Regions from separate parts of the Homo sapiens genome. Here regions 2, 3, 4, 5, 6 and 7 are each linked to region 1. Evidence: chromatin loops called from intact Hi-C (ENCODE). Cell type or tissue: mammary epithelial cell. All regions are shown on one strand.

The links. Hi-C counts contacts between places; a loop is a spot of excess contacts. Peaks named below come from ENCODE experiments on the same cell type or tissue, not always from the same donor. Only the 100,000 strongest peaks of a DNase experiment are listed, where the experiment ranks them.
Region 2: a loop joins it to region 1, with 10 times the contacts of the local background. A loop is called at or near these places in 19 of 110 quality-filtered maps.
Region 3: a loop joins it to region 1, with 8 times the contacts of the local background. A loop is called at or near these places in 38 of 110 quality-filtered maps.
Region 4: a loop joins it to region 1, with 2.8 times the contacts of the local background. A loop is called at or near these places in 57 of 110 quality-filtered maps.
Region 5: a loop joins it to region 1, with 6 times the contacts of the local background. A loop is called at or near these places in 19 of 110 quality-filtered maps.
Region 6: it touches region 1 in a loop (5-fold over the local background); 27 of 110 quality-filtered maps call a loop at or near these places.
Region 7: it touches region 1 in a loop (13-fold over the local background); 58 of 110 quality-filtered maps call a loop at or near these places.

The regions. Positions count from the first base shown.
Region 1 is chr10:29,733,717-29,737,716 of GRCh38, reverse strand. It overlaps a transcript of SVIL not described here. Among named protein-coding and RNA genes, the nearest start is that of SVIL, 100 kb to the right of the region's middle. RefSeq lists silencers at 1,103-1,397, 1,652-1,881, 1,892-2,081, 2,192-2,331 and an enhancer at 1,751-2,251. In mammary epithelial cell, a CTCF peak has its summit at 1,746 (motif pointing right); DNase peaks (open chromatin) are centred at 806, 976, 1,246 and 1,826; H3K4me3 peaks cover 2,879 bases; H3K27ac peaks cover 2,515 bases.
Region 2 is chr10:30,000,429-30,004,428 of GRCh38, reverse strand. LOC107984218 (a long non-coding RNA gene) reads left to right here and starts at 3,357. Exons shown (of 2, transcript XR_001747403.2): 1 at 3,357-3,469. In mammary epithelial cell, a CTCF peak has its summit at 1,810 (motif pointing right); a DNase peak (open chromatin) is centred at 1,838.
Region 3 is chr10:29,589,006-29,593,005 of GRCh38, reverse strand. All of the region lies in intron 1 of SVIL (supervillin), which reads left to right. Among named protein-coding and RNA genes, the nearest start is that of MIR938, 11 kb to the left of the region's middle. In mammary epithelial cell, a CTCF peak has its summit at 2,140 (motif pointing right); DNase peaks (open chromatin) are centred at 2,275 and 2,665; H3K4me3 peaks cover 178 bases; H3K27ac peaks cover 1,977 bases.
Region 4 is chr10:29,838,309-29,842,308 of GRCh38, reverse strand. LOC102724333 (a long non-coding RNA gene) reads right to left here and starts at 3,569. Exons shown (of 2, transcript XR_428684.2): 1 at 3,493-3,569; 2 at 2,563-2,755. In mammary epithelial cell, no CTCF peak of the experiment used is centred here; a DNase peak (open chromatin) is centred at 2,198; H3K27ac peaks cover 1,396 bases.
Region 5 is chr10:29,511,426-29,515,425 of GRCh38, reverse strand. It overlaps SVIL (supervillin), which reads left to right. Exons shown (of 38, transcript NM_021738.3): 17 at 2,565-2,691. LOC124902401 (a long non-coding RNA gene) reads right to left here and starts at 2,577. Exons shown (of 2, transcript XR_007062099.1): 1 at 2,494-2,577; 2 at 1-445. In mammary epithelial cell, a CTCF peak has its summit at 2,226 (motif pointing right); no DNase peak of the experiment used is centred here; H3K27ac peaks cover 437 bases.
Region 6 is chr10:29,534,174-29,538,173 of GRCh38, reverse strand. It overlaps SVIL (supervillin), which reads left to right. Exons shown (of 38, transcript NM_021738.3): 7 at 2,105-2,185. Among named protein-coding and RNA genes, the nearest start is that of MIR604, 8.9 kb to the left of the region's middle. RefSeq lists an enhancer at 1-64. In mammary epithelial cell, a CTCF peak has its summit at 2,484; DNase peaks (open chromatin) are centred at 2,253 and 2,673; H3K27ac peaks cover 2,145 bases.
Region 7 is chr10:29,856,550-29,860,549 of GRCh38, reverse strand. No RefSeq gene overlaps it. Among named protein-coding and RNA genes, the nearest start is that of JCAD, 200 kb to the left of the region's middle. In mammary epithelial cell, a CTCF peak has its summit at 1,918 (motif pointing right); DNase peaks (open chromatin) are centred at 179, 659 and 1,869; H3K27ac peaks cover 912 bases.

The DNA.
Region 1 (4,000 bases):
CCCAATCTGTGGTCTTTTAGAGCAAACAAAAACACTCGCTTTTCTTTTTTGTCTGATGGTGCATATTCAGGAGGAAACATAAAGTAGTCTAACACTCAGAGGAGCACAACTACCTCTACCTACTGAAACAGACAAGTAACATACTTAACAGGTTGAAATTTATCTACTTATCTACTGTTCTGCCGTTTACCAAGCACTTTTACAAGCCCTAACTCTCAATCTTCGCGGCTGCCTCAGCATCACCTGGGAATCTGTTCGAAGTGCAAATTCTCGGGCCCCACAGAAGTCTTACAGAATCAGACACTGGAGGGGGCACGAAGAGGGGCAGTCATGGTGTTTTCACAAACGTTGGAGGACTCTGGTGTAGCTAAAGTGCGAGAACCACCGAGGCAGGGTTCGGTCCAGGTGGAGGGGATTGGGGGGTCCCGCGACTTTTTCACAGGTGCGCGTGGCCAGCAAGGACGGTCTCCTTTGCAACTGGCCCACAGCGTTGGCACAGGTCGCCAGATTTTATTTATCCCTGGAAGGTCTGGAGACTCAAAGGGGCCTCTCAGGGCTCCAGGGTAAGCGGCTGCCTCCGGGCAGCAGAGCCGGTGAGAGCCAGGGAGCCCTGAGCCGCTGGGCGCGTGCGCGTGGGCGCGTCCCTGGGCCGGGCGCGCGCCGAGGGGGTGGGTGGCGCCGGCCCCGCCGGCCTGGCGCGCGGTCCGAGCCACTCAGAGCGCCTGGCGGCCGACACCCGGGGGCCCTACAATTAATACCGGGCGCCTGCCCGCTGGCCGGGACTCGCGCGCCGGCTCTCGGGGACGGAGGCGCCCGGTCCGCCCTGACGAGCTCGCCACTGGCTCTGCTCCGGCGGCGACGGCGACAGTGGCCCTGGCCGACTTTCCCGGGGCCCACACCTCCTCGAGAGCCAGCTTGGGCAGGGGACGGTGCCGCACCACCAAGGCCCCGCGCTAGTGTGCACCCCCGGCCCGGGCCCGGCAGGTGGGCGAGGAGGGCGGGCGCAGTCGGGCTCTGCAGGAGCGCGCGGAGGTGAGACGGGGGGGAAGGTGGGGACGCGAGTGTGGGCGCGTGAGTGTGGGCGCACCCCCGGGAAGGTCTCGGAGATGTCCTCTCTCCCTTCTTCCTGGTCCCCTCCAGAGTTTCGCTCAGGTCCTCAGGGGACAGCCTGAGAGGCCAACCTGCTGGAAGAGTTCACTCGGGCGACAGAGCGAGTTGGACAGCCACACCCCCGGCCGGGAGAGCGATAGGGCGGCCCTGGCCTCCAGCCCCTGGGATCCTAAAGCCCCGCATCTCCGGGGCTGCAGCGGGGGCTAGCCCAAGCATCTTCCCAGCCCTGGGACCGGGGGGGCGTGACTGCCACCACCCTGAGAGCTACTGAGACACAGGACACAAACTTAGTTTCCAAACAAAGTAAAATCTGCCTTTCCGGTGTTTTAAGATAGGACGTGCTTATGCCGATTCATCGCGGTTTCCTTGGGCCACCTCCGAGGACGCGGCTGGACCCGCTGGCCGTGGAGGGGGTCGGCTCCGGGCGCGAGTTCGTGTCCTGGGGCGTGGGGACAGCTCTGGTGCTTCCCCCGAGAGTCGTCCCAGCGTGGTCCCCGCGCACTGGCCCCTGTTTTGGGAAGGGGTGCCCGCGTTGAGAGAGGCAGGGGTGCTTGTGCTTGGCCCCCCTCTGTGTCCCCACCCTCTCCGCCCGATCCTTGCCCAGTCCGAGGGTGCTCCCGCCTGGTGGCCCAGCAGAGGGCGCCAGCTCCCGGCCGCCGCGCGGGTCGCAAGGGGTGGGGACGCGCGAGCCTCCAGGTAAGGAGCGAAGTGAATCATCCCGAGCGGGGACCCGCTCCCCGCGCGGTGGGAACGAGGCGGGGCGTGGCCGCGGCGCTGCTGAGAAGTCGGGGCCGCCGAGCCGCTGTCGGCGGGAAGCGGCGATCCTGCCACCGGGAGGTGTGGAAGAGCCGGGTAGGTGAGCAAAGTCCCTCCGCGCGGTGGCCGAGGGGCGCGCGGAGCCGGGGCCGGCAGACGCCAGGACGCGCCGCTGCGCTCTGCTCCGGGGCGGGAGGCGCGGGTCAGTCTCGCTCTGGCTGCGGGAGGCCCTGCCGGGGACCGAAGCGGGAACGGGGGCGCCTCCCGGGGGTGGAGGCCGGCGGGTGCCCGGGCCGCTGCGACGGGGCGCTGCGCTCGGCCCGCGGGGTCCCCGAGCCGTAACAAAGGCGCGGCGCGGCCGCGGCTCCCACCCACTTCCGTCCCCGGAGCGCGCCTCGGGGAGGAGCGGGCCGGGGCAGGGTTTCTCTCCGCGGAGTTTCGGGAAGTTAGCGCGGCTGCCCGTTACGCTGAGAGCATGGCGGGGAGGCGGGTGGCCCGGGGAGTGGCGCGCCAGTGATCAGAACTACGACATCGCCCGGTTCCTTTCCCGACACCAGCCGCAAGTGGCCGGAGCTGCGGTGGCTCCCGCGCCCCAGCCCGGGGTCCCAGACCGGCGCCTCCGCAGGGCCCGCGCGGGTTTGAACCCGATGCGTGGTGCGCCAGGCCACCCCAGCTGCCCACGTTTCTGCGCGCGTGCGGGCTCCCCGAAGGGAGTGGTTTAGTCCCCGGGTGACAGCCAGCAGTCCCTGGCACCCCGAGTGGAGCTCCAGAAGGCGGTAATTGCATTACAGTGAGTGAGCGGCGGGGAGGCTCCAGTCCAGGCCGCAATCTGGGTCAGGTGCGGGATTAAGAGCTTCAGGCGTTGGCATGAGAGATCTTGTGAAGTCTGACAGTTTATTGCAATGAGAAGTTCCTCACAAGGGGAGAGGCCAGCTGGGGAAATTAAAGGAGCTCCTGTCCGCCATCCCCAGCCCCATCCCGAGGTTGTGATAACTTGTGCCTGTGCAAACCCTAGCACAGGCACGCGTTTTGTCATAGAAATGTCAGAGGCAGCATCTCTACTGCGCCAGATGTTTCTCAGCATCTGAACAGGAGAGGAGGAGGTGGTATTGAAGAGAAACCCAGGACGTTCTGCTTGCTGTGAACCCTAGCCCCTCGCAGTCAATCGATGGAATTCACGTTTTCGTGTCTTGTCTTATCTGCCTCCACCCCCTTCTTCTGTTGGAAGGAAAGGGCAGGCACTGGTTTTTATGAAGGGCTAATGGACCAGGGACTCTCCCCTACACAATGTGGAAGGCTCTTCATTTTCTCTTTAAACCTTACAACCTCTTCCCAGGAGGTTATTTCTGTTTCACAGATGAGGAAACTGAGGCTTAAAGAGGTTAACAGATCCAAGAGTCTGCCCTGTTCCAAAGAGGACTGTTTATTCTTCCAGGTTATTTTTTTATTTTTGACAAAGTCGGTTACTGAAGAGCGCTTTATGGACTGCTGGGTGTGTGCTGTACCCCGGGGTTCAGGTTTGATTATGCTAGGCTATAGGGCTTGATGGACTTTCCACCTATCTCTGGCTTGTGTTAATGCCAGTGCCATAGCTAAACCAACTCATATTTAAAACTTAATGTATATGAAGAGAACTAAGGTTTCCTCCCCAAACCTTTAGAATTATGACAGTTCCAAAGAGAGGTGGAAATAGCTGTCCTTTGCTTTTTGCAGTGTTTCATCAGGCAGGTGGGCCTGGAGTCAGGAATTCTACACAGCACGGAGCTCTGTTTGCCTTTTCTTTTGCAAGGAGCTGCAGTTCCCACCTTGTTTAAGCTGTGTGTGACTTTGCCACTGTGCTGAATGTGCGTTTAAAATTGAGTGAAGTATGCTTTGGAAATAATGGCCCACCTTACTGACTGATAAGTTAAAACCTCAGAATTTCTTTGAGGGATCCAAGGATATGGTTGTATCCACAACTTTTATACAACATTTGAGCTCAAGTTTACAAAATAGGACTTTGGCATTGTCCTGAATGTACTTAAAATGTATTGCCTTCAAGAAAGATGTTTGCAACTCTGGCGTGACAGTCAGGGACTTGGAACGTCCTAGGTAGAGGCAGCCAGGCACGCTGATGAGGGCAAGCCTGGAAAGT
Region 2 (4,000 bases), 270 kb before region 1:
CGCTCCAGCACTCCCGTGGGGAGACCCACATCGTGAGGAATTAAGGCCTCCAGCCAACAGCCAACAGCCAACACCAGTTTGCCAGCCCTGTGAATGATCCCCCATGGACATGGATCTTCAAGCCCAAGTGGAGCCTCCACAGCCACTGACATTTTGAATGCAACCTCCTGAGAGACCTCCAAACCCTCAAGTTCAGCTACTCCTCTGTGCTGGCCCATGGAAACAACATGAAACAGTAATTGTTTATTATTCTTTTAAACTGCTGAGTGTGGGCCGGGCACTGTGGCTCACGCCTGTAATGCGGCATTTTGGGAGGCTGAGGGGGGCAATCACTTGAGCTCAGGACTTCAAGACCAGCCTGGGCAACACTGCAAAACCCTGTGTCTACTAAAAACATAAAAATTAGCCAGGTATGGTAGTATGCACCTGTAATCCCAGCTACTTGGGAAGCTGAGGTGGGAGGATGGTTTGAGCCCAGGAGGCAGAGGTTGCAGTGAGCTGAGATGGTGCCACTGCACTGCACTCCAGCCTAGGTGACAGAGCCAGGCTCTGTCTCAAAAAAAAAAAAAAAAAAAAAAGAGAGAAAGAAAAACCTAAAAGAAAACCTGCTGAGTGTAGAAGCAATTTGTTTTGCAGAAATAGAAAACTTATTAGGAGGTTTGACTTTGAACCTGAGAAGGTTAGAAAACAAAAGAAAAACTTGTAATTGCTACAGAGAAAAGAAGAAATATGAAGAATGGGGCTTGGAGCATTGATTTTGGTGGCCTCATAATTTTGCCATAGAGCCTGTCTTCTTTGTCTTCAACTATGGAAGGACAAATAGAAGCCATTGGAAGAGTTATTTCTGCCTGTGGGAAACGCCACATGCATGAACTTAGACGGCGCACTATGCTTGAATTATGCCAATCTTGTGCTGCACGATTTATACCAAAAATTTTATATGGCTATCTTTATTACAAAGGTAAGATCTGTTACTTTTAGGAGATTTCCTGCAGAGTTATAACTGTACCCATATTATATCTGGTTCAAATCCATCCCACATATATAAGGCTGTACCATGAAGATAAATAAGCTAAACCCAGCAGAAAATGTATTGCATTTACAATAGATCATCTTTATTAAGTTTGAGTGCTTCCAGTGAATGATGCCTACAAAGGGTTTCATTTTTCTCTTCATCTCGAGAAGTTTGAAGTTACAGAACCATTGCATAGACCCTGGAATCATATATTATACAATAGAGAGAAGATGCCTTCTGGTGAAAATAAAACGTGGTTATCAAAGGGCAGGTCTCTTTGATATGCCTCGCTCATGGCCGATCTAGGAATCTCGGGGTGGCAGGGAGGCACCCACTTCACAGACTGAGCTCTGCAATCAGGTGAATCACTTTTGATGTAATTTTGGTTTCTAAAGGAATAGTGACATGGGAGAGAACAGAAAATATACTTGAGGTTTGTGAAATCCAAGTTGAAAATCCTGTCAAGTATCAATACTTATCACTAGCCATTGAAATAAATGGCTTCAGAGGTGACAGATCATAATAATTGGTGTACAGAAGTCACTTTCAGAGGAAAAAGCTCCTTGTAGAGTGAAGCCTGCTGAAAGTGGCCGGCTGACCCAGGCAGCACAAAACTTCTCGGGACATTTTCATGTGGGGTCCCTTGCCCTTTGTGTAGGAGAGGCCACTCAGTGGGAAGTGGCCCATTCTCCAGAGTGGGAAATGCCGGACTCTGTTCTGCTCCCCATGGGAAGGCGAGGGGCTGACCTCTTGTGCAAGCTGAGCAGAGGTAGCCGCCTGCTGGCATTTCAACGCTAGAGGGCAGCGTACGTGCATGCCAACGGAGGACAGGTTCACTGAGCCCCACATCCAGGCGGGTTGTGCTAATTGCTTGCTGTTTTTCCTACAAGCAGAACCTGCAGACCTGTCTACCTAAAGATCTAGTTGGAAGTACTTTGCTGCGACAGGCTGGCAGAAAAGAGAGGCTTTCAGGGGCTCTGCTCTCTGGACCCCAACTTTATTTCTAAAAATGTGAAGATAACTCACAAGTCCTTTGTTGGAAGCATATCTGGGCCTCAGAGCCAGATAAGATCTGCAATGAGTTGGAGCTTTGTCACTTACCATGCGATGCAGGCATGTCACCCATAGAAAGGGTTGTTGTGAGGATTAAATAAGATGATGTGTGGGAAGGGCTTGGCATAGCACAGTGCCTGGAACTTGCTAAGTGTTCAGTGAGTGTCGATCAGCAGTCATACTGTGCACCAGGAAAGAGGTCCAAGCCAAGCTGGAGCCCCTTAGGAGACAGTGTAGGAACTGGGGCTCCTACATGTCCCACTCCCACGGGAGCTCAGTGAGAGCCCCTCCAGGGCCAGAGACCCTTGCTGACACTTGTTGAACAACAGGGAGACCTCAAGCCACAGGCCACAGAACCTTTGAGCCTGTCCTTCTTCCTGGCACAAAAAGAACGGGTATGAACCCTCTTCTGCAAAGCAGAAGAGCAGCAACATCCATGCAGGTGTGAGGGTCAGTGACTTCCCACTCCCATACGCCTGAGTCCTGCTCACCACTCTGCAGGTCACGGGGTCTCGATTGCTTCCGAGTGCCCGCAAACTCCCTTGTAACCCCCCAACACCCATGTTGGCATGCTGGAGCAGACCGTGGGAGAATTTTGATAACCCAAAACAAAGCCTGGTTATTTAACACACGCATCGCCTGCTTTCAAATGAGCTCAGCCTTGGAAACTGCAGAAGTTTCTAATGGTGCTGACTTCTCACTGTTGATGGCCTGTCACAATTTGTAGATTCTAGTGGGAATGAGTGAGGCTTGAGGGGCATTAAAGATGATCTTGCCAGTGGTGTAGTAGAAATAGCAGAGGGCCTAGAGCCTAGATTTCTCAGTGCTAGACATGGTGATTCACCAAATAGCTGGGTGGCTTTGGACACGTGCTGAACCTCTCATGCCTGACTCTCTTTCCACATAAGCATCATGATAGGGTTATTTTTACCCCTTCCCACCTCACAGGGCAATTGTTAGGGTAAATGAGGTTAAAGTACTTTACACATGCATAGCACTTGCACTTTCTCAATAGTGCTTGGTGGGGAGAAAATTCTCCACGGGTCTTTTGCCTGGAAAGGCAGAAGCCTGTTTTGCCAAGAGAGACACGGACCGCTTTTGTTCCGGACTAGCTTTCCAAGGGTGTTTGTGCAGAGAGCAGCCTGGGAAGATACAGTCAGTGTCTCTGTCTCCAGAGGAAAGGGCAGGTTTGTTTACTGCCCAGTAGAATAAAGATAATGTCTCTCTCAGGGACAAAGGTCAGGCAGGCTTCCTACTCATACTAAAAATAAGTGACTTTCCTAAACTCAGGTTCCTGCCTGGTGTGACCGTCTCACCCGGCCTCTTCACATCGCGCTCTGGGTATTGGAGTCTACGGATCCCACACAAGAAAATGCCGAGACTCTGGCTACTGCTGTTGCAGTGAGTAATAAATTCCCTTGGCTCTGACCCAGGAGTCTTGTGTCTTCTATCCCCATTCATGAAACTGGCAGGCCCACTTGTAACCTGACAAATGGGGTAAAAACCTCAGCCCTGTCACAGTCCTTGACAATTTTCAGCTGCTGTTTTCTTTCCGTTTTTACAACAACTCTGAGAGCCAGGCACATCAGGTATTCCTATTTTGCAGATGAAGTAACAGAGGGTTGGGAAGGTTAGGGATGCTTCCAAGGACAGCTAATACCATGGAACAGTAGACGCTTAGATCTAGAAAATAAATGCTACATAACTAGAGACACTAGTGTCTCCAAACTTCTCTTCCCCAACCTGGATGGGGTAACTAGGAGTTACTTTGCTCATTAGTGTTTTTTTTTTGTTTTTTTTTTTTTACCATTAATCTGCAGCTCCCTACAGAGAGAAAGTGATGTCAATGGGATTTTGCACAATTATCCTCTTGTCCTGGGGTCCCAAAGTACATAGGGCTTTCCCTCAGCCCTTAGTCCTGCATAGATTTTC
Region 3 (4,000 bases), 140 kb after region 1:
TCCTGCTTCTGTTTAAAACTTCCCTACAACAATTTAATAAATTAGAATTTTAGAGACTTTTTTTCCTTTAAATTTAGAAAGTGAGTTGAAATTCAACCTATTTCCACCACCCTTTTGCTAGCCCTAAAGAATGAGATAGAACATTAGTCATTAGAATGAACTTTAATCTAGGCCTTGATCATGAAGGAAATATTTAGATGAATGATTTGAATTTTGTTTAGACTCAGTGTAATTTTAGTCACACAGATTTTGCTTGAAAATCAGCTAGGCTTCTTTTACCCCAAGAGAAGATTTTTACCTAACGAAGTTCACCTTGCATGTTTTAACATTGATTTTTTATGCTTACTTTACTGTTAATTTGGATCAAATATTGGGTCTGGAAAATGCTCCTCCCCTTCCTACGTAACTGTCAGAGTCCATGCAACGATGGACACCTTGACATTGAAACCTCCATTACGGAGGTCTCACTGTTAACTGGAAGAATCGCAGCTGCAAGAAACTGAACAGCACCTGGCGACTTAGGTAGAATTTGAAACAGAAATGAGAAACCAACATGTATTCAGCTTTTGTGAAATTGTGTGCTTCTAGAAGCTTCTTCTTGCCCCTTGCCTTGTGAAATATCGAAGAGGCTTTATTTTCTTATTCGGAAATAGGTAACATGTTGGAAAATAGAATATGCAAATATTACACTTAGATGCTTAAAAGCAGTGACATTGTTTCAGAGAAATCCCCTTTTTTCTTTCTTTCTATTTTTGAGAAAGAGTCTCACTCTGTTGCCCAGGCTGGAGTGCAGTGGCACCATCTTGCCTCACTGCAACCTCCGCCTCCCAGGTTCAAGCAATTCTCCCACCTCAGCCTCCCAAGCAGCTGGGATTATAGGCATATACCACCATTCCTGGCTAATTGTTTGTATTCTTAGTAGAGATGTGGTTTTCCTATGTTGGCCAGGCTGGTCTCGAACTCCTGACCTCAAGTGATCCATCTGCCTCAGCCTCCCAAAGTGCTGGGATTACAGGCATGAGCCACAGCACCCAGCCCAGAGAAACCTCTTTATGTCCCATGAGCATTAGAGCAGTACCCAGAACCATGTAAGGTACTAGCAGTGGTAAATGCCTGGCAGGCTCTTTGCTCATCTTCCTCCTAAGCCAGGAACAGGCATCAGCCCTCACCCAGAGCACTTGGATCTCCCCACGTGTGCTAAGATCCCTTCGCAGCATGGAGCTTCATGCAGCAAGGCCGATGACATAAGCTGGCATGAGTTCTGTCTGCTGCCCTGGTATATCCTATAGCACCTAATGTGCTGGAAGGACTCACGTATTTAGGAACATGATAGTTCTCAGGCTGTCAGTTTTTTAAAAAGGTGCAGGGTGCAGGGGAGGAGAATCTGGAAGTTACTATTGCTTTGTCAGAGGTGAGATTCTGAGTAAAATGTTCGCACAGTAGCAATGCTTATGTACAAAATTTTTACTATGGCACAGGATTGCATCAGGTTTTATAGAGAGAGCTATTACTTTTTTATAAGACTGCCTCACTTTTATAACTGTCAGTATATTAGCTTATAATACAGACAATTGAAAATAGCAAAAGCACTTTTATATAGCTGACAATAAAGCCTCTTAGTTTGGATTCCCTGGGTTTCAATGCCATGGCCCACAGTCATTTTACTCAACAGGTTCTTCTTGAGGGCATGGGGTAGAAAGTTCTGGACCTGCCTGGGAGGTCAAGGTGAGAATGACAGCCAAGGAGCTGAAGAGAGAAACCAGCAATGCAGAAGCACAGGTGTTCCCAGAGTATTTGAGATTTCATGCATGTAAACACATTTCACTTCACATATATTAAAAAAGAAGGCCAATAAGTGTGTGAAACATTAATCTTTATTTGGTTATTACTAGAACATAAGTTTGTGTGGGCAGGGAGTTTGTCTCACTGTATCCACAGCCCCAGAACCGGGCTTGGCCTCTTGGGTGCTCCATAAATATTTGTTCAGTGGATGAATGAAATAATTTGCTAACATTTAATTTCTTGCATGTCTTGGAGATATTAAAACTACTTTAAACAAAGATGTCCTTGCTTCAGGGTTTCTATTTGGAGTGTTTTGTAAAATTGGCTTTGGGAGATGCATTGATTCTTTTCTGCCACCAGGGGGAGGTATAGTGCAGTTCAGGAATCAAGTTTTTAAGTTTTTTCAAAGAGGGGTTAGTACTTCAACTGATACTCTTAGATGTGGATAACTGTGACTAAGTTAAATCAGCACTGCAGGATGAGGTTTAAAGGTATTTCAGCATATTTCAAGCTTAACACAAGCATGTGTCCGGGTTAAAAATAATATCCATAAATACAGCCTGATAATGTGCTTAAATATAAAACATATAAATAGGTTGCAAAAGATGACTGAATCTTTCATCATTTTATGATCACTTTCTGCCACCCAACCAGATGGCATATGTGATCTACTAGCCAGAAGGTGTAAAGTACATGTTAAAGTGAACAAATACTCTTTTTTTCTTCAGAACAGGAAAAGATCTGATAAAAATCTATCATTCTGTCCATGCGGTTGGCACCGTTTTAATGTCGGGGGAAAATGCAGTGGTTCTAGTTCTGCTTCGTAGACAGTGACTAAATATATACCGTCAAGGCTGAGTGTCAGGGGCTGGCTCAGTACAATCAAGCATGTGAATAGCTCTTTTGTGCTGGGAACCTGTTGGGCAGCCTTACTTAATTGGGGAGCCACGGGACAGGAGGTCTGGTAATATCTTTATTATTAAGGAGAGAGTCCCAGGGGCTGGAAGGGAGGAATTTTCCTTTACAACTTTTTTTTTTTTTTTTTTTTTTTTTTTTTTGAGACGGAGTCTTGCTCTGTTGCCAAGGCTGGAGAGCAGTGGCGCAATCTTGGCTCACTGCAACCTCCGCCTCCCAGGTTCAAGCAATTCTCTGCCTCAGCCTCCTGAGTAGCTGGGATTACAGGCACATGCCACCACACCTGGCTAATTTTTTGCATTTTTAGTAGAGACGGGGTTTCACCATCTTGGCCAGGCTGGTCTTCACTCCTGACCTCGTGATCCACCCACCTCAGCCTCCCAAAGTGCTGGGATTACAGGCGTGAGCCACCACGCCTGGCCAACAACATTATTTTTAGTGAGAACAAACTTAATTTTAGTTCAGTAGACATTGCCTATTATGTGGGAAATTAATGTATTCTTTTATTACTATCTTCAGTTTGCAGTTCCTGAGGTCTTGAGGTTTGGCCATATAAGAACATCCAGGTAGATCAAGGTCTCTCGGCAACTCCAGACCCCCTGTTCCAGGAGTCTTGATTGACAGAGCTTGCTGCAAGTCAGTAGCCAGCAGCTAAATTGTCTCACCTCGTTTTCTTTTCTTGCCTGGTCTCTGGGTGGAAGTTCCAATTAGGGCTCAAACAGCCCCCAAAGCCGGCAGCTGAAGAGGAAAGGGGGAATACGGTGGTGCTTCAGTGCCATCTAATTTGGCCTTAAACAGTAGGAAATTAGCTGCTTGTCATTAAAATAAACAAATGCCAGCCTGTTCCGTGCTGCATGCTGCAGGGGACTTGCAAGGGGACTGGTGAAGTCCCCACAGTTTCTGGGGTTTACAGGGGGCCCAGAGCCGCTCTCCTCCCCTCCAGATTCCCACCACACTGTTGGCCAGCTGTGGATCCTCTCCTCCTTTGCCTAAGTTAGAGGAGACAAAGGTGAGTGTGAGCTGAGTGCTTCAGTGTCGAGGCCGTGCGGGCGATGATGTGATAGGGCGGCATGGGGTTGGTGTTACTTAAAACTCCGTTTCCCAACGCTGCTTTCCACAGAGCTGGAGGACAGGCTTTTGGTGTCGAGTGTCTCACATCCTTGTTTTTTTTCCCTTTGGCATGAATATCTAGACAGGAATTTCTGATAAACTCCTGTGAACCGAAAAGTCACCGAGGCATCTCAATCCACTTAAAGGTTTATTTTGCCAACATTCAGGATGCTCCTGGGGAAAAAGGGACACA
Region 4 (4,000 bases), 100 kb before region 1:
CACCAGCCTGGGGAGGCCACACAGTTGCTGCTATCCCATGGGCAGCTGGCCCCTTCCTCCCACAAACAGCAGCACCTGCTCACCAGATCACCAGGCAGAGGCAAGATGAATGTTCGCAGCACCACGTCCTGCTGAAGCTCTACACAAACACAGCACCCATGGCAACCAAACAGAGGGCAAACACAGGAGCAGGAATGCCGCTGTGAGAACAAGGCCCAGGAGTGACAGCCACGAGCCACCCACTTTATGGGCACTTACTAAGTGCCAGGCGCCACATCAAGGATTAAATACCTTATTTAATCATCGATGCAGCCTGATGAGGAATGTGCCATTGCTGCCCGCTTTAACAACAACGAAACAGACATGAGCAGAGTTGATGGAAGCTGTGTAAGGAGAGAACCAAAGGCTCTGTCTGAGCCCGGGTGTCTGATGCCACAACCCAGCCACAATCTCCATGCTACCATTTCCCCTGACAGACACCGAAGTAACACAGCCCCTCGGGAGAGCTGGGCCCCCAAGTTAGGGACAGGTAAATGGCGACACAGAATATAAGCTCCTCCAAGGCAGGAATTTTGTGTTTTGCTCATTGATGGGAAGCAAGCTTCTACAATAGTGCCAGGCAGGTGGATGACTTTGAATAAGTATTTGTTGGCCAGGGGCGGTGGCTCACACTTGAAATCCTTGCACTTTGGGAGGCTGAGGCAGGTGGGTTGCTTGAGCCCAGGGGATTGAGACCAGCCTGGGCAGCATGGTGAAACCCTGTCTCTACAAAAAATACACACAAAAAAATTAACCAAGCATGGTGGCGGTTGCCTGTAGTCCCAGCTGCTTGGGAGTCTGAGGTGGGAGATCTCCTGAGCCCGGGAGGTCATGGATGTGGTGGGCCATGATCACGTCACTGCACTCCAGCCTAGGTGACAAAGACCCTGTCTTAAAACAAAATTGTATTTGCTAAGGAAAATCAAGATCCAGAAAGCCACCCTGAGATGTAAACGCTCAATTGGTCAAGTGACTTGATCTCACACATTAGCCTCGCAGTTTGAAATTCAGATTTTTCCTTACTAAGGCCTAATAGTAAAGTCCCTTAAAAATGTCATTTTAAATATAGTATAATTGGTCAAGGAACCACATCTTTAGCTCTGTTCTTATTCCACACGGGAGAAGGTTAGGGGAGGAAAGTGACACATTTATTGTCCTAGAAAGCCGCTGGCCCGAGAAGGACTTTGACCCCAGCACCTTCCTCAGCCAGCCACACAGGCTCACCCTGGGTCATCTCATTTAATATTCAATAATGCAACCCCTGCTTTAATGACATGGAATTTTGGGTTCTCATTTACTGTATGATGGTGGGATTTTCCATGTCGCCATGTGTCGCAGATGTTTCGTTTCCATGTAAACAATCACCCACATATTGCATCTACTCATGACAAAGCCAGTGGCCCTCAGAGGCTTTCCATGGTTTCTGCCCACAGCCCCAGGGGTCAGCCCTGACCTCCCCTGCTCAGGTATGTCCTGGTGACAGCAAGTGTAGAATCTGCTGGAAATAATAAATACTATGAAGCAGCAGAGAGGGTTTCTGCCACACTGGCGTTTTATTAGACCTGCAGGATCTGTCAAGTGCGTCTGTTTTGCTCTCTAGATAAATGTGGAGCCAAAGGGTGTTTTTCTGACCGTGAATTCTTGGCATTTGTTCAGGCTTCTAAATAAGCAAAGTGAACACTGCCAGTCTCCTCTGGCACTGCTCGGGACCATTTAATGAATAATAGGATCATGGATGGGACCTGATGCAGGGGCTTCCAAACTTTGCAGGCAGTGGAACCCTTCTTTCCCTTACCCTGAAGTCCATCATTGTATTATAGTATCACATCATATGTATTACATCATCTTATAGAGCTGGCAGTTCTGTGGATGAAGCCAGGTGGCATCTGGAGATTCTCCGTCTGAGCCCTCCTTAGCCTTCCTTCCTCTAGCCCTGGGCCACGGCTTCTCTGGAATATCCGGGGCCTCAGTGAGCACATTTCCAGAAAACTGGTCTAATCCAACCCCTTCATTACAATGGTGGTAAACAAAGGGCCCCAGAGGCCAAGAAACTCAGCCAGGATCACACAGTGAATTCATGACCAAGCTGGGGCCAGCACCACGTCCCCGACTCAGGAGACAGTGCTCTCTGTATAGTCCATCACCAGTCCAAACCTGCTTTGTTTCTAACCTGCGGCGCTGGGAAACACACCTGCCTGGGACAAGTGCCTGGAAAGAATGCAGCTTGCCCTGGCCAGAAGGCTCCCGGCAGGTCTTGTGCAAGTGGGTACATGCAAATGATCGCACCTGGCTTACCTGTGAAATGTGTAGATTGTCAGAAAGACAGCTTGCATGTAAAACCTGAATTCCAGGGTTGACTGCCCCACCCCCAAACCCATCCTGGTTTAGATGTAAGAACCTCTCACAGGCAACAAAGCTCTCCCTGGCTGGCCTGACTTCCCACCTCTCAGTGAACATTTTTTCTTCCAAATGTGTTCTTTAATGCTCTCCTTCCTTTCCTCCGCAAAAAACAAACTCAAAACCTTCTGTTTCAGCCGTTTATTTACTGGAGGCAGATCAGAGATGCACCTCGCAAAAATGACACCATGAAAGTCGAGTTAGAACCGGGAAGAGCTTATTCAGTACCAGGGCCTGTGTTCACCAGGGCAGCCCCTCATGGAGGCCCTGGCGTCCTCATCATCTCGAAGCTCCCTCCCAGCTTCAGCATGCTAAGAGCCTAAAAGAAATTGGAAACAAACCAGTTGCCCTCTGTCCAGGTGGAGGAGTCCCTCTCTGGCCAGGAAACAGGTGCCACCCATGAGCCCCCAGCCCTGCTGCAGGGGCAAATGAGCTCTTGGAAGAATAAGTGCTATGACTGATACAAAAACACAACAGAAATGCCTCCAATCCCCACAGAGTTTGTGGTTTATCCTCTGCCTCCTACACTAAAATGTCAACTCTTTGAGGAAGGCATTGTGTCCCACAGAGCACACCTATTTCAGTAGTCTTTTATTTTCTTCACCTTCTCAGTTACCTTTCTCGTTAGCTTTAACTACTTTAGGAAAGCTGGCCAGATACAGCTGGGCCCTAGCATTTGTTCTGATCCCCCTCTCCTGTCCACCTTGTCTCAGCTGATAGCCTGGTGCCAAGGCCTGAAATGGGAAGCTCCTTCTCCCTCCCTACACCCTCCTTCTCCCTCCCTCCCACACCCTTCCCTTTCTCTCCCTGCACCCCTTCTCTTCCCTTTTGCAATCTTCTCCTCCCTCCTGTATGCCTCTCCCTCCCTCCCTCACCCCTATCCGCTCCCCATTCCTCCAGCACCATTACCTCTCCCCCTTCCTCCTTGCACCCTTCTTCTCCCTCCAGCACCCCTCCCCTCCTCCCTCCTGCACTCCTCCCCATCTCTGTATCTCCCCCCTCCCTCCCCCCTTCCCCCTTCACCCCTCTCCCTCCCTTCCTTCCTGCACCCCTCACCCGTGCTTGGAGGAAAGTCACATGGGGTCTTTGGCTGGAACACTCAGTGGCGCTCAGAAATCCTAAACACTGTGGGCTCTGCAGCGCCTGCCAGAGAGAACAGGGAGTCCTCTCGGAGGCCAGACTCAAAGCAAGCAAGATGGAAGAAGCCTTATTAGGTCATCCAGCTAGAGCAAGGGATGAGCCTCTTTCTTCTGCTCCCCAGCCCACAAGAAACGCCTGATCTGGCCATCTTTGTCCCTCTATTTGCTACTAACTCCCCTTTGGGAATGTGCCCTCCTCCCAGTGACCCACAGTCCTTCTCTGGCTGCATCTTGTCCTTCTCCAGACCTGGAAAGGAAACCCAGGGAATGACTTCTGCCCCAGAGCCTGAATCCTCTTTGTTCCCATCCTCCTGACCTCCCTTGCGTTATCTCCAGCACTTAGCACCTTTTACCTTCCATGTGGCTACTTTATTTGTTAGGTTTGTGGTTTATCCCCTGCCTCCTATGCTAAAAAGTAAACTCCT
Region 5 (4,000 bases), 220 kb after region 1:
TTCTTTTAATGATTTCATTTTGTGAGATTATTTTATTAGGATAAAACTGACTCATTCAAAATAATTGGAGAAAAGATGAATCATAGTCATTATATAGTATGAAATGGTGCGGATTAGAGCTCTTGAAGGAATTTCGACTTCGTGTCCAAGCCCATGAACTAGCTCTTGTAGCATGCAGGGTGTTGTTAAACATTCGAGAATTACAGGAGTTAGGACTAAATGAGACCTTGACCCAAAGGGATCTGCATGAGATTGACAAGGCAGCCTTACCCCAGTTCTAGAGATTGAGCACTTGAGATCTTATCTGCTGCCACTTAGCAGAAAGAGGAAAACAGAAATGAAGGGGGGAGAAGGAAGAGATTGAGGAAGGGGACAGGTCCAGAGTTCGAAGCTCCTGCCTCCTTTGGGGGATTCCTTTCTTCACGGCTTACTTCCCGTTATTTGACTGAGTGAATAGACAAATACAAGGTGTGATTATGTACACATACGTAGATGTCGCCGGATTCTTGTTTAAGTACTACAAAATTTGTTTTCTTATTAGCATAACAAAACTTTTATCATAGAATATATCTCATCCCATCTCCAAAACAAATATTTAATGGGAATCGGGAAGCTTGGAAGAAGGACCCTTAGAGATCATCTGACCAGTTCCTGATGTGACAGATATAGGAGGGAGAACCGAGATACCCAAAGGGAGTAGCCAAATTGGGACCAAAGCTGATGTTCTGCTTAAAAATACACTGTTGTCTAGGCGCGCTGTCTCATGCCTGTAATCCCAGCACTTTGGGAGGCTGAGGCAGGGGATCGCTTGAGGCCAGGAGTTCAAAACTGCCCTGGGCAACATAGCAAGCACCTGTCTCTACCAAATAAAAATTTTAAAAATTAGCCTAGTGTAGTGGTGCACAAGTGTAGTCCTAGCTACTCTGGAGGCTGACATGGAAGAATTGCTTGAGCCCGGGAGTTCAAAACCAGCCTGAGCAGCATAGCAAGACCTCGTCTCTACAAAATAAAAATTTTAAAAATTAACCAGGCGCAGTGATGCACACCTGTCATCCTAGCTACTCTGGAGGCCGAGGCAGGATTGTCGCTTGAGCCCAGGAATTCGAGGCTGCAGTGAACCGTGATTGTGCCGCTGCACTCCAGACCTGGTGACAAAGGAAGACCTTGTCTCTAAAACAAATTTATAACAATAAAAAATATTTATGGATTTAATATTTATGGATAAAAATATTTATGGATTTAATATTTATGGATTTAATATTTATGGATAAAAATATTTATACCATTTGTGGATTATGCATTAGTGATATCAATAAGACCTGGCCCATCAGGTCCAGCACAGAGGGAAAAGGATCTAATTATTTGGCTTTTCCCTACTCTTTAAATTGTTTGAGCATCGGCTCAAATGAGTTTAGTGATCACCACCTTTTTTTTTTTTTTTTACCTTTTATCTTTCCCATGTTTGTTTGTCCAGCGTAAATACCTAAGATTTCTTCATTCATGCAATACAGTTAGCTGAAATAGCCTCAAGTTTGTGAAAAATAACCTTTCAGGATTCCAGTATTCAAGCACTGCCTATCAAGTCACATCATCATTGAGCTAAAGTAGGTTAGTTAACAATATCAGTTAATTAGATTCTTTTTTTGTGTATATCCTTCCCCTGAGGAAAGTTGAAGTGATAATTTTAAAAAATGGGTTTATAGAAAATAGTTTCTGTCTAAAGAAGATGGATAAGAATGATCAAATTCATTTGTAGGAAAAGAATAGGGCTTAGAACACCTGAGGAGAAACAGTCATAAACATCAAATTTTACCTCTAATTGAAAGGGATGATATTAAGAGACTGTAAGTGCTTCATGGCTTTATGTTTTTGTTTGTTTGTTTGTTTTTTGAGACAGAGTCTCACTGTGTCACCCAGGCTGGAGTGCAGTGGCACAATCTCGGCTCACTGCAACCTCTGCCTCCCAGGTTCAAGCGATTCTTGTGCCTCAGCCTCCCGCTGGCTAATTTTTGTATTTTTAGTAGAGATGGGGTTTCACCGTATTGGCCAGGCTGGTCTCGAACTCCTGACCTCGTGATCCACCTGCCTCAGCTTCCCAAAGTGCTAGGATTACAGGCGGAAGCCACCGTGCCTGGCCAGCTTTATGTTTTTAAGCCCATGTCTGCATCATTTTCTGTAACACAGCTTTAGTCCTTTAATGTTATTTCACAAGTGACCAGAAGGCGTCGCTAAAAGACATTTTTCTCTGGGGACGGTTCTCTTGCTTTCAGCCCAAGGCCAAGGAACAGACATCCTTGGCTGGAATGATGGTGCATCTTTTATCTAGCAAGTCAGATTTCAGCTCTGTGTTTCAATCAACTGTAAAATCTTCGGGCCATCTTAGAAAAGGGACTTTATTATTTTTCCAGACATGCTGTCTTCCGAATAAATGAAATTCAAAATGTTAAAACGAGGCGGCTGTGGTCATATCTTGGCCCAAGCCGCCTCTCTTACCTAGATTATGGTTCCATCACAAGGAAGAGTTTGGTGCTGAACTCTTTGTGGCGGGCATGTTTTCCTCCTAGATTGGCACTGTTGAAGAAAAGCGGGGAGGAAGATTGGAGAAACAGACTCAGCAGGAGGCAGGAGGGCGGCAAGGCGCCGGCCAGCAGCCTGCACACCCAGGAAGCAGGGCGGTCCCTCATCAAGAAGGTAACATTCCCCATGTTAGGAAAAGCCTTCCGACTAACATCACTCTTGGAAGTGCATCAAAAAGACAAGCGTGTGCCACCTAATTCCTACTCTGTGAAGCATTTGTGCATTTTTGCCCTTAGGGTACACACTGAGAGTCTGTCACAGAGCAGCTAAAATTGGGCAGAAGGCTGTGCCTGGAGATGTTTTAAAACTGGGATCAGCAACACACACACACTATGTCAGCAAGCAAGTGCCTGAATTTTAAAGTGTGGACTTTTTCTTCAGTTTAAAAACCTTCTTAAATGAAGTCTGGCTTTCATGTGTTATTAAAGCCTTTATAATGAAAAAAATTGAATTCACCACTAATATCTTTAAGTTCCATGTAAAATACAGACTTGTGTTTCCCATGCAGAGATTTTAAACCTAAGTATAAAAAATAAGGACATAATTGTGGTTTATGAGTATTTAGTTCATCATTTAAGCGTGTTTCATGAGTAGCTATGCCTTTTATTGAGAATGTACAGTAATGTATAAGTTGAAACAAAATTAGGTAATGCATGGTGATCAATACTAGCAAGCATTTCATATGCGAAAGTATTGATGAATTGTTAAATCACAGATGTGATGATGACCAGCTTTTGACCAGGTAGTGCACACTTTTGAAACTGATGGTGACTTACTTGCTGGCTGGCCCTACAATTGCAAATGCACCTTCTGGCTGGAGGCGAAATGATGCACCGGTGACACACTCCCTGGTCACTTTCTAGGATCAGAAGTCTTCAAGTAGAAAAGAAAAAGAATGCTTTCAACCCGATGATCCCCAGGCCCCTTCTAGCTCTAAAATAAGTTAAGCATCTGTGGAAGGGAGAGATGATGAGTGTGACTTTCATGCATTAAGAAACGTACATAAAAATGAGATGTGCACATAGAAGTGTGAGTCAGGAGTTCTGACACTATTTCCTCTGATACTTCTGTGTCTTCTTAGGTTTCACTGGAATGGCAATTTGAATTCTCTTCTTTGAGACATACATGGTGTTAAAGATGATTTAACTAAAGACATTTAAGCCTTGGCCATTTGTAAAATTCTCAAATATAACTAGATATTTAGAAAGTATATGCATGTGCATATTTTTCACACACCGTGTGAAATTCAGATTTCAAAAATGTGATCCTGAAGTGAAAATCCATCTGTCAAATTATGTATCCCTGCTACCCGCAAACTTTATTTAAAAGAATCTTGAAATCATTGCTTCAAAAATGACTTTAACACATTCCTCATTAGCAAACCTGCCAACTACTATGTCCTGGCACCAAGCAGCGCCTGGCC
Region 6 (4,000 bases), 200 kb after region 1:
AAGCCCTCTGTTATACAGAAAGCATTCAGCCTAAACATAACCCTGTGAAGGCGGCAGATTCGTTATAGGAACTTGATGTCATTTCCAACAGCAGGCGTCTGCTGGCCCCTCTTGCCCTCTGCACACTGGACTGAGTTGCACTGCCTTCGTTCCTGGCTGCAGGCGATGCGCCAAACTCTTCCCATCAAATAAAAGTTGATGAATTGGACCCTTTATATTTGGAAATGAAATGACTTTACATACATCTTAACTTTTTATTTGCTGTGGGCAAAATTGATGTGATGCAGAGGATGGGGAGGTGGGGTGATAGTTTTAGGAGTAGCAAGGCTGAAGGATCTTACTGGAGAAACAGATCAGTCCAAGCCTAGACCGAGATAGAGGTCAGTGGTTACAGCAAGACGTACAATAGCGGTGCCAGGTACCTGCCTGTCCCCTCCAACCAAAACTCAAACCAAAATGATTTTAGAAAATTAAGTTGATTATAACTTTTATTTTCTTTTAGAAATTTCTTTTTGAGCTGCAATGTGTTTCCAGCCTGGTGTTGAAAAATTCTTGCAGATAGGCTCATAAAGTTTTGAGCTGGTAAACATTGTAACTAGCCTGTAGAATTTCCTTTTTTTCTTTCTACATTGTAAGAGGAGACAGGGCAGTAATCTGAGTGTTCCTCCTTTGACTTGCTTTATGTTGTTAAAACAAGGTTGTCCTTACCCATGATGTTTCTCTAAAATACCTTCAGCCTGGTATAATTACTCGTTCATATTCTGCTTGGCATCATACTCAGTCGTGTGTTGAGGAATGAATGTGTGGACTATATATTACCTAGCCTACCTGCGGTTTAAGGTTTTTAATGGCTATGTTGATTTATGATTCATTTTCGTCGTTCCTTAGCTCATTACTTGCACTTACTAGGAGCTCAATAAATATCAGCAGAATGGACCTGAATTAGTACTTGTAACTCTTGTGTTGGTCACATTATTCAGTGATAATTTTAAAAGGAAAATGTGTAATAGCAACTAAAAATGTGATCCCATTGACTTATTTTATTTTATTTTTATTTATTTTAATTATCTTCTTTATTTGAAATGTGTTGTTTTACATAGATGCTATTTTTATATTAGGCTATTTACCAACGTGCCACTGCAAAACTTATGGAAATTAAATTACCTTTTACTTTTAGTCAGCTGCTTACAAGAGAATTGCCTGGTATTTGTGGGCAGAGTGTGACTATAATAGACTCCGTTCTTTTTTTTTTTTTTTTTTTTGTGACAGAGTCGTGCTGTTATCGCCCGGGCTGGAGTGCAGTGGCATGATCTCGGCTCACTGCAACCTCCACCTCCCAGGTTCCAGCAACTCTCCTGCCTCAGCTTCCCGAGTAGCTGGAATTACTGGTGCCCACTACCACACCCGGCTAATTTTTTGTATTTTTAGTAGAGATGGGGTTTCACCATGTTGGCCAGGCTGGTCTTGGACTCCTAACCTCAGGTGATCCACCCACCCCGGCCTCCCAAAGTGCTGGGATTACAGGCGTGAGCCACTGCACCCGGCCAACAGACTCCTTTCTAATAATTTAAAATTACTTGGGAAAACACATGATTTGATGGCCTTAGATACATTTATTTTTACCTCTTGATTTTAGTAGTGAGCCACATGTCCTGGAAACTCCATGAAGTGAATATGAACTCTATAGCAAAATGTGCTTATACATTTTCAAAAGACAGAATTATTCTTTTTTTCCCTATAATATTCCTGTTTGTTTATTTTTTTAAGTTTTAATTTAGGTTCAGGGGTACATGTGCAGATTTGTTATGTAGGTAAATTGTCACAAGGCTTTGGTGTATTAAATATTTTGTCACCCAGGTAATAAGCACAGCAGCCCACAGGTTGTGTTTCCATCCCCGCCCTCCTGCCTCTCTCCTCCCTCAAGTGGGCCCTCATGTCTGCTGCTCCCTCTTTGTGACCATGTGTACTCCATGTTTAACTCCCACTTATAAGTGAGGATTATTCTTAATAAAAATCAGCCTTTAGGTTTTAAGTTATGGTAAAGTCTGTGTATATGTTGACGTTTTAATAGAGATTATCTGGTTTTGTTTTTTGTACACAATAGTACAGGGAAACCCAAACATGAGTGGTTTCTCCAGAAAGATTCCGAAGGGGACACACCTTCACTTATCAACTGGCCTTCCAGGTACCCGCACGCCGGCCCTCTGGGGCTTGTGTGCATGAGTGTTGCTTCCTCCTGCCTGACCACACATCAGCTAACACCCACTCTCCTCTTGCCTTCTTTAATACCAGTGCACTTGAAAATCACGTGGAAGTTACTTTCTAATCATTTGCTTTTCCCCTCCACATGCCCTAATCCATGCTAATAGTATCTCTCCTTCCCCCTCTTTTTCAATCTTTGTCAATCTTTCTTGATTGACAAACCTTTTACTTGACCTTTTGCTTTTCCCTTCTCACCAACTCACATAGGACTGGCCAGTGAGGGGCAGTAGTGAGCACCCAGCCAGGCCCTGGGCTCCTTTCCATAGCTGGACTCGCTAGCCGGCGTCCCATCTGCTCAGCTTCCCACTGCTCCCAGCCCTTCCAGCCTCCTTGCTTTCATATCTCCTCATCTCTAAACCAGTAGTTAATTTTCAACAGTTAAATTTAGGGCATGTGGTTTTAAAAGCAAACAAAACCCCCTATCATTTCATTTTTAAGACTGGGGGCAGGGAGAGGCGGAAGGAGTCAGAATGAGTAAGTCATGGAAGGACAAAGCTCCACACACAGAGTTTCTGACAGTCACTTTGTTCTTGGCTGAGGACAACATTCAGATTGTCTCTGATCAGGAGCACGCATTCCACAGGAGAACTGGAACCGCGCTTCAGTCTCCTTTTGATTAACAAACGTTTTAAGTATGAAAACCTCCAACACTGGCTCATCTCTGGGAAAAATAACAACTAAGAATGTTTTCTTTCCCTGAGTTGTTCATAGTTACCACCTCTATGTGCGTCTGTGTGGATTGTCCTTTAATGACACATATATAGATACACTGCCTCGTACGTTAAAAAAAATATATAGGAGTTTTTATCAAATTTAGCAGGGTGCACTTGTCATTAAATAAACTATTCTTTTCCATACAGTGCACATCATAAATAATTACTTTTGCCAATTAAGCTTAAGTAAACAGTCTAAATTCCTCTCCCCGCAAGAAATCCCTTTTCCCACTCCAAAAGCCCTCTTTGCTTTTTAAAGCTGAGCCCTAATCAGTTTTCCATTCTCAAGTAGTTGGAATTGTGTCTCCTTTCCCACTACATGGTACTTCAAAAACCAAAAATAAGAACTAGATAACACTATTAAACATTTACTCTTTGCTAAGCACTAAGCCACGTGCTTTGCAAATATCACATTACATTATGTCACTATTATTTCCATTTAAAAGGTAAAGCAACTGAGGCTTACTAAGGGCAGGTGAGTTGCCCAACACTACACAGCTCAACCTGACTGAGCCAGGATCTGAGCAGAGGTCTCTTCCAACCCCACAGCCAGAGCTCTTGGTTTCTTTGTTTTGCAGTAATGGAAAAAGGTCTGTAGCTTTTGAAAAGGATGTCAGTTTTGCTCTCAGATATTTGAATAACTTTAGAAACAACTGGAGCAATCTCTCTTTATTTTTATTTTATTTTTGTTTTTTAGGGACAGAGCCTCTCTCTGTTGCCTATGCTGGAGTGTAGCTGTACAATCATAGCTCACTGCAGCCTCAAACTCCTGGATTCAAGTGGGCCTCCTGCCTCAGCCTCCTAAGTAGCTGGGACTACAGGCACACGCCACTGCACCTAGATATTGTTTTTTACTTTTGTAGAGACAAGATCTCACTATGTTGCCCAAACTGGTCTCAAACTCCTGGCCTCAAATGATCCTCCTGCCCAGGCCTCCCAAAAGGTTGTGATCACAGGCATGAGCCCCAGGGCCCGGCCTCTCTTTTGGGATTCATTTTTAACTAAGAGCATAACAGCAGGACAGG
Region 7 (4,000 bases), 120 kb before region 1:
GAAATGGATCCAGCTTGCCTGCTGTACTTTTATATGAGACACTAAATCACGGTTCTTTGGAAACGGCAACATTGAAAGCATAAACTGTCATTTTCCCAGAATGTGTGGAAGGGCGGATGTGGTTGATATAATGTGTTTCTTAACACATCTTTTCACCCTGAGCTCACTCCCACCATGTGTTTATATGCACTGCAGGGCATACAGCAGCCTTGGTCGGTGCACGTGTTCGCAAGTAGTTTCGCCTATTTCTCAAGCATATATTCCTACGGGTGCCTAGCAAATGCCTTAGCTGAGGACAAGGTGTCCAAGGAATAAGTACTTGCTGCTGTTTTCCAACACACACCACAATTTCGGCTGATTCTCAGCAAAGGGCATTTCTTCTACTCTGGGATCTGTGAATTTGCTCATGGTTTTTAACAACCTGCAGCCCGGCTCAAGTCATAGTCTGGATCCCAATTTGAAATTAGCTACATTTTATTAGTAAGTGTCCAGAAATGGCTTGGCGGGTCATTTTCTGTCTTGTAAAATGTGGTTCTTATTGGCAGTAACATGCTTTTTGGGCACTGACTCATGTTCTCTCTTCAAGCAAATGATTCCTTCAGGAGGCACACGCTATATCTAGGTTTGCTGTGTGCAACACATCAGATCCTGGCCATAGGGTGACTTAGCAAAGGTACAGGCAGTTTATTGCACACCTATGTACACTTCAGGTCCCGTGCTAAGAGTTTTAAGGGCATTATCTCATTTAACTTTACAAAACCCTGTAAGATAGAATCTGTTAATCATCCCATTTTCAGACGATGAAAGCAAGATTTAAAATGACTTGCACAACCTCATGAAACCGACATGCTTGGGCTGGACTATATTGAGACTAGGTGAGGTGAGTGAGCACTCAGTTTGGTGCAAAATGTAAAGGAAAGCCAAAAGGCTCAGTAAGCAAGGTAAAGGATATTTCAGTGCAATTTTTTAAAAATGCAAAATTAGTGAAAACATTCCATAGTAAAATATTAAAATGTGAAAAAAAGACAGACTCTGACCTTATACTGGGACTCAGCCTTAATCACCTGACTCTAATCCTGGCCCTGCTGAATCCTGTCCCTTCCCTGGCTGGAATTTGAACCCAAGGCTGGCTGAGGCTGAAGCCCATGTTTGTACCCACTACTCTATAGGATGCATCTGCCTCCTCTGCCAGCAGGGCAGCTGGGAGGTACTTAAAATGCTTTTCAACAATGATGACAGGCTGGGTGCAGTGGTTCATGCCTGTAATCCCAGCACTTTGGGAGGCCGAGGTGGGAGGATTATTTCAGGCCAGAAATTTGAGACCAGCCTGGGCAACATAGCAAGACCCAGTTTCTAAAAAAAAAAAAAAAAAAAAAAAATGTAATTAGCCAGGCACGGGGGCATGCACCAGTAGTCCCAGCTACTCAGGAGGCTGAGGTGGGAGGATACTTGGAGCTCAAGAGCTGGAGGCTCCAGTGAGCTCCACTGCACTCCAGCAGTGATTGCTCCACTGCACTCCAGCCTGGGCAACACAGCAAGACCCTGTCTCTAAAAGAAAACAAACAAAAAAAACAAAACCAAAAAAATAATGATGAAAACAGAGCTGATCCTCTCTGCTACCCATCCCTGTGAAAGGTACATTGCAGCAGGACTAAGAGTGGCATCAGTGATGGTGAGAAGTCATGTGAAGTAGCCTCTGATCCTTATATCAGCCAAGGAAACTCTTGGTAGAGTGAGTCCTAGTTTAGGGAGAGGGACTTTTCCCTGAGCAAATCAGTAGTAATCAGTCTGTGAGTAGATTTGCTTTAGTGCAAGTGCCGTGACTCAGTTCAGATGGACCCAGGGCCCCCTGGCAACTAAACTATTCCCGAGTGATTTTGTGACTTCTTCCTCCCTGCCCAGCTGGCCCCCTGCAGGTGGCACTGTGGACTCAAGGCCTCTGTTCCTCCTAAAATAGAAATTCCTTTGCACAAGTCGATTGGAAAGCCAGCGTCCTGTTTAACTTCTTGTCTCCTGCAATTTGAGCAGCTGTCGAGCCGCTGCCAAACAATGCCCACAGCTCTTTTGAGTGCATCTCTCACTGCAGCCCTGCCTGTCCAGCTTCCACGGCTGTGGAGGGGACGCACGAACCACACTTCTGTCAAAGAGGGTACTCCATAAAGTTGTCATTCCTCCTGCCTCTTTCTCCTTTCCCAGCCAGATCTGAACTTCATATTATATTACTTCTTGTAGCATCTTCTTGTATATCTCAGTTTAAACTTTTGGCCATAACTTCGGTACCCAAGCTTTAAAAAACATGTTGCTTTCCTTAAATGTCATCTTGAAATTGAGCAGGATGCTTTGCTCTGAGGAAGCCGTCCTTTTCCTGGGATCCACAGTGATATCTGTCTACCCTCTGAGCTCTCCCTGGGCTCAGGGTACTTGCTCTACTTCATGTTCAACTCAAAGTCACTTTCTCTGTTGGACATTTTAGTTGTTCCAGTTCACAAATGGATTGTGCAATTTTTTTTACTTTTTAAGAATTCTTGCTTTTTCTTCCTCTACTTTTTAAAAATTTTCTTTAGAGACTAGGTCTTGCAATATTTCCCAGGCTGGTCTTGAACTCCTGGCCTCAAGCGATCCTCCCACCTTAGCCTCCCAAAGTGCTGGGGTTACAGGTGTGAGCCACTGAGCCTGGATTTCCTCTTTCTTCTTAAGACACAAACATAATTTTCTCTATGTTTTCTTCTGCTAAGAGTATTAACAAATATATTCTTCCTTTATCAACAACAAATACATGTCTGTCACAGCCCAGGCTCCATATCATCTCATGGATTTTCCTTACTCTCTGAGAGTTCGGCTGAGACTCTTCCCAAAAATTCCTCTGAACTTAGCTATTTGCTCTAGTCAAGGGGGATCTGGGTAGTTGAAAAAAAGAATGTCTTAATCTGTCCTGGAGACAGCTGAGTTTAATAACAACAATCAAAAAGGAGAATATTCTTCTCTGAAGACAACTGAACAATCGTTCCAGCAAATACCATTATATTTTATTAAAAAATAAGACATGAAATGTAGGTAAGGAATGGAGGTACTCATATTTCCAGACTGCATTTTCAATTAGCGTTTTCTTTTTTTCTTCTTTTTTTTTTTTTTTTTTTGAGACAGAGTCTTGCTCTGTCACCCAGGCTGGAGTGCAGTGGCACAATCTCAGCTCACTGCAACCTCTGCCTTCCAGGTTCAAGCAATTGTCCTGTCTCAGCCTCCCAAGTAGCTGGGACTATAGGTGCATGCCACCACGTCCAGCTAAGTTTTATATTTTTAGTAGAGACAGGGTTTCACCATATTAGTCAGGCTGGTCTTGAACTCCTGCCTTGGCCTCCCAAAGTGCTGGGATTATAGGCATGAGCCACAGTGCCTGGCCTCAATTAGCATTTTCTGAAGACTACTTTATTGATGTTTCTAATGAAACAATAATAATACTCAAACAGAACATCTGAAAAACTCAGAAGAGCATTCTAAAAAAACAGTTACAAAACCAACCATCCAAGGTAACAACTGACAACATATGTTTTTTGGTTTTTTTTTTTTGAGACGGAGTCTTGCTCTGTCGCCTAGGCAGTGGTGCGATCTCGGCTCACTGCAAGCTCCGCCTCCCACATTTAAGCAATTCTCCTGCCTCAGCCTCCTGAGTAGCTGAAACTACAGGCACGTGACACCATACCCGGCTAATTTTTGTATTTTTAGTAGAGACTGGGTTTCACCATGTTGGCCAGGATGGTCTCGATCTCCTGACCTCGTGATCCACCTGCCTCGGCCTCCCGAAGTGCTGGGATTATAGGCGTGAGCCACCCCGCCCAGCCAACAACATATGTTTTAAAGTAAACTCTTTCAGTATTTTTCCCTACACATCTGAAAAATGTATGTATTTTTAATCTGAAATTAACTCTTACTTTTCCTACTACAGTATTTTCTGTTCTGGTTAACATGAACGTAAATGTAAGTTAATGATTACATTCTCTCA